2 separate regions of the Homo sapiens genome follow, and region 2 is linked to region 1. A link is a loop called in an ENCODE intact Hi-C map of the cell type or tissue named here. Cell type or tissue: Caco-2. All regions are shown on one strand.

The links. Peaks named below come from ENCODE experiments on the same cell type or tissue, not always from the same donor. Only the 100,000 strongest peaks of a DNase experiment are listed, where the experiment ranks them.
Region 2: it touches region 1 in a loop (2.5-fold over the local background); 6 of 110 quality-filtered maps call a loop at or near these places.

The regions. Positions count from the first base shown.
Region 1 is chr16:57,794,430-57,796,929 of GRCh38, reverse strand. KIFC3 (kinesin family member C3) reads left to right here. Exons shown (of 20, transcript NM_001130100.2): 3 at 1,789-1,931. Among named protein-coding and RNA genes, the nearest start is that of KIFC3, 6.8 kb to the left of the region's middle. RefSeq lists enhancers at 681-1,497, 1,498-2,316. In Caco-2, a CTCF peak has its summit at 1,400 (motif pointing left); a DNase peak (open chromatin) is centred at 1,369.
Region 2 is chr16:57,985,409-57,987,908 of GRCh38, reverse strand. It overlaps SPMIP8 (sperm microtubule inner protein 8), which reads right to left. Exons shown (of 8, transcript NM_199456.3): 6 at 2,363-2,427; 7 at 1,968-2,000; 8 at 1-513. The coding sequence ends at 483. Among named protein-coding and RNA genes, the nearest start is that of SPMIP8, 10 kb to the right of the region's middle. In Caco-2, no CTCF peak of the experiment used is centred here; a DNase peak (open chromatin) is centred at 1,498.

The DNA of each region.
Region 1 (2,500 bases):
GGTTGTCCTAAGTATTACAAATGTAATATGAATGAGTATTGCTTTTCCGGTAAAACAAAAGCATTTTCCCTTAGAAAACTTAAAACACATAGAAAAATATCAAAAAGGAAATAAAAATCACAAGTTAGTCACTGAACATTTTATGTAGTGCCTTCTAGTCGTGTGTGTCTGTGTGTGTGTGTGCATGCATATAGGTCTTTGAAATATTGTGTTATCTCAGCTTTCTAACCTGAAGGAAAAAATTGGGTATTATGAAGATTATATGACCATACAGACTTTTATCCACTTAAAAAATTTAAGACAAAGGTCAGATGAAATCCTGTGTGTGAAATGCAAGCGCCGTGCCTGCCACTGGGCCTCAGCCAGCTCAGCTGCCCCAGGCCCCTCTGAGTCCCCCGACCAACCCCCATATTGCCACCCTGAGAATTGGCTGGCAGAGGGTTGATTAGCACATGGGATTTGAATCCTGGCTCCCTGTGACCCTGGGCACATTGTTAACCCTTCCAGGCTTCCGGTTCTTTGCCTGTCAGGTGGGGAGAATGCCCCCCACCTCCCTGGGGAGTTTTGAGGAGCTGATGGCTACTGTAGTCCTATTGGCCTGTACTGTGGGCCCTTTCTGTGTGCCTGGCACTACATGGGCACCACGTGTATTTCATCCCATTTGATCCTTATCACAGGGCTGTGAAGTTGTCCCCATTTTATTGACAAGCAAACTGAGGACCAAGAAGGTGTGTAAAGGCTGGGTGCTGTGGCTCACGCCTGTAATCCTAGCACTTTGGGAGGCCAAGGCGGGCAGATCACTTGAGGTTAGGAGTTCAAGACCAGCCTGGCCAACATGGTGAAACTCTGTGTCTGCTAAAAATACAAAAATTAGTTGGGCTGGTGGTGCGCACCTGTAATCCCAGCTACTCGGGAGGCTGAGGTATAAGAATTGCTTGAACCCGGGAGGTGGAGGTTGCAGTGAGCCAAGATCGCACCACTGCACTCCAGCCTGGGCAACAGAGAGAGGCCCTGTCTCAAAAAAAAAAAAAAAAAAAAAAAAAAACAAAAAAGCCCAAAAAAACAGAATGTGTGTAAGGCCTGAAAAGCACTTGGCCCAGTGGCTGGCACTCGGGATATTGTTACGCCCCAGGGTAGTGGCTCTGCAGTGTGCCTCATGACTCGTGAGGCTGGCCCCCATCCCACCCTGTTCAGCCCTGCAGGTGGAGGTGGGTGGCTGGGGCATTGCTGCCACAGCCCGCCCTCTCTCCCATGGGTGAGGGAGGCGGTGTGTCAGAGGCACAAGGGGATGCACGTTAGCTGGTTCTGAATACGCTTGGGGAGGCAACGGAGGCTGGGCCACCTGGTTTGGATTTTGTCTTAATGAAGTCAGGGAAGAAATTGCCACCTAGAGGCAGCCGGGGTAATAAAGCCATAGCCCCTGTGCAAGTCCTCAAAGCTTCATGCAGGCTGGCTGGCAATGGCTTCCTTCCACTTCCCTGCTGAGCAGATGCCTGCCCCAAAAGCCACTGTGGGGATAGGGGAGCCTCCGGTGGGGTATTGGGCCCCTTCCAGAAGAGAATCTTTGGGCGGCTTTTGGTAAGGAAGGAGCGTAGCCACTGCCCCGAGCCAGGCCTTCCCCTCTGCAGGGCAGGCGTTTTTTGGGTGTGTGAGCCCCTCCTGGCCACATCTGGACCAGCCAGGGATGTGTGAAAGCTGAGCTCAGCTGCGGCCCTGGCCAGTGGTCCATGGCTAGCAGTCTTTGGCCAGTGGTCGGAGTGTCTCACCTATCTCTCTGTCCTGGGACAGGGCGTGGAAAAGATACCCCAGTCTGCGGTGACGAGGACTCCAGTGCCCGAAGTGCAGCTCGCCCAGCCCTAGCTCAGTGCCGAGCCCTTAGCGTGGACTGGGCTGGCCCCGGAAGCCCCCACGGGCTCTACCTGACCCTGCAGGTAAGCACTGGGGCCTTCCAGGCTGCATGTGCCTTGGCTCTCTGAGCTCCAGTGGCTGGGTTCCTGCCAGGCTTCTGGGGGTAGGAAGCACCTGGGGAGAGCCGGGGACCCACCTCGCACCTCTCTGTTGGGCCCCTCATGACCCCTCTGCCTGGGAGCCTGCTTTATTAAGTCAGACGGGAAATCTCATAGGAGCTGACAGGAGCTTTTCAGCCATGCCCTGGCTGAGGTGTTAAAATGGGAAGCATGGGGCCTTAGCTGAGATGGGCAGAGCTTGGAGAAGGTATTGGGAAAACAGGCAGGTTTGGGGTGGTTGATTATTCTGAAACATGGTTATGTGAGTATTTCCTTGTATTTCCTTGGGAATATTTCCTTGTTTGAAGTGAGAATTCAAAGCTAGATGGAGGATTCACTAAAACTTGGGGTCTTCTCCCTTGCAGTTATCACCAAGTGACTTTAAAATGACAAAGTAAGGCTAGGCGCGGTGGCTCAGGCCTGTAATCTCACCACTTTGGGAGGCTGAGATAGGAGGATCGCTTGAGCCCAGGAGTTCACGACCAGCCTGGACA
Region 2 (2,500 bases), 190 kb before region 1:
CACCAGTATGACAAGAGCTTCAAAAAGGCACCTAAAAATAGCTTTCTAGCCCTCTCCCTTTCTTCTTAGGGCTCAAATTCAGGATCTGAAATGGAGGGGGCTTGGGTGTGGGGCTGCAGGCAAGGGGCTGGAGCACATCTCTTGCTCTTGGATCTCAATTCTGGCTGGACCTTGCGGCTTACACCCTGACTCTCAAACCAGGTCACCAGACATTTTTCTCCAACCCCCCACCAGTCCTCCAGGAGTTGGCCGGGGACGGGCAAGGGTAAGATACTGTCATCCTGTGGCCCTGACCCTCTCCCAGGCTGTGCAACACACACAGACAGAGACAATTGCGTGTGTCTCTAAGGGAGCATTAGGTTTATTTCTAGTTAGGCTGAACTCCTGGGGAGATGGCTGGTGCCACCATAAGTCCTCTGTCTGGCCAGGGGACCTGAGGTGGCACCGTCCGGCAGCCTGGGAGTCAGCCTCCTTTCCAGAGATTAATGCCAGGGGGTCAGGTAGTTGACACGACTGTGGAGAGAAGTAGGGGTGAGGTGGGGGTTTCCAGGGTGTCCTAGGGGAAAAATCAGGCTTTTCCCCTCTAGGATCTGAAAACACAGCTTCCAGCCAGCCTCTATGTGGCTCAGGAGACTTCAGTGGCTCCCTGTTTTCTGTATTTTCAGCTGTCCTCCTTAGCTTTCAAGCTAACCTCCCTCCTTTGACTGTGCCTCATCCTTCTCTCCCATTGATACCTAACTATGAACAGCTTCACCCATTTTTCAATCATTTAGTGAACCTACTCTGTTAGGCATCATATGGTAGCAAAACCCAGAAACGTTTCCCCGTGTGGGAGACGGGAAGGCTGGTTTCTGTCAATAATGACAGTGCAATAGTCTGAGTATTGCACTCGATACTCAGGGACACAAAGGTAGTGACCAATGGGAGGGAGTGTGAGCCGGTGGGGAGAGGCAGAGGGTGGGGGAAGACTTCAAGGAGGATGGCACATCTGGGCTGGGCTTTGAAGAGCATGAAGGAGGCCGGGCACTGTAGCTCACGCCTGTAATCCCAATACTTTGGGAGGCTGAGGTGGGTGGATCATAAGGTCAGGAGTTCGAGACCAGCCTGACCATCATGGTGAAACCTCATCTCTACTAAAAATACAAAAATTAGCCAAGCTTGGTCATGCGCACCTGTAATCCCAGCTACTCAGAAAGCTGAGGCAGGAGAATTGCTTGAACCCGGGAGGCGGAGGTTGCAGTGAGCTGAGATCAGGCCATTGCACTCTAGCCTGGGCGACAGAGTGAGACTCCGTCTCAATAATAATAATAATAATAATAATAATGGCACGAAGGAGTTTTCCAGGCAGAGGAGGAAGGGCCATCTAGGCGCTGAAACAGCACAGGCAAAGGTGTGAAGAGTGCTTGGTCTGCTGGGTTTCGGGGGAGTCTAGTCTGGCTGGAGTGTACAAAGTGGGGCCGGGAGGGTGAGAGATGGCTTAGTTATGAAAATGTTTGAGTATCCTGCAACCTCTTGCAAGAGGTGCTTATCTTGGAGATAAGAACTCTTGTTCTTATCTTATCTCTTTACTTGTGGGGCGACCCTGCCGGGAAGACCACTTAGCCCCCTCCCTTAGGGCCTCTCCGCACCCTAAAAGGCAGATTCTCGGCTCTCTCCCTTGTGTTTCTTATTTGTCTGTTTTCTCTCCTTCTAGTTAACATCCTCGCCCTATCCTTTTGGCCTCCTCCAGTCAAACCTGGTGGGATGTGGACCCCCTCCCGCGTCCACCCCCACCCCAGTGGGCTGCACATTTGCCAGGGGCGGATCTCTCCAGAGCGAAGCAGCTCGCGCCCTCCCAGGAGGGCCCCTCCTCCTCGCCAGGCCTCGCTGGGGCAGGGGGGTTTCAGAGTCAGGGAGCCCCGAGGCTGTCCCCAGCAGTCGGATGAGAACGTGGTTGGCTGTGGGGCGGGACAGGACCGTTCCCCTACCTGTAGCTGGAGCCGAAGCTTCGGAAAGTGTTCCTGGGAAAGAACGGGGCGGGTGAGCACGAGATGGGAAGGGGCGACCCTCTCTGGGCGCCTCACTCGACCTCGGGAGCCACCCCCTCTCCCCGCCATCCCTCCTGAAGGGTTCCAGGGCGCCTTCACCCAATGCGAACGCCTCCACTCCGCAAGGGTGGAGTTGTCAGGGAGGGCAAGGTGCTCCGTTTAGTAGGAATTACACATGTATTCATTTGAAATTGCAATTTGTTTCTGGTGTATTGGAGCCAATTTTTCCCAGTTCTCACGTTTTCAAGGGGCATTGCCTGTGCGCTAGGAAAGCGGCCCAGACCTCATCCTCCCTCCTCCAGATATGGGGTCCCCGGGCGCGTGGCGTCACTTACAGGGAGTCGAAAGGCAGGGGCTTCTGTCCGTAGCGGTCCAGGCTGGGGTTCTGGCTGAGGCAGTACTGAGGCGGGCAGCAGGGATAGGGGCGCGGTGAGTCGGGGGAGCACGGACGCCCTGCCCACGCCCCACACAGG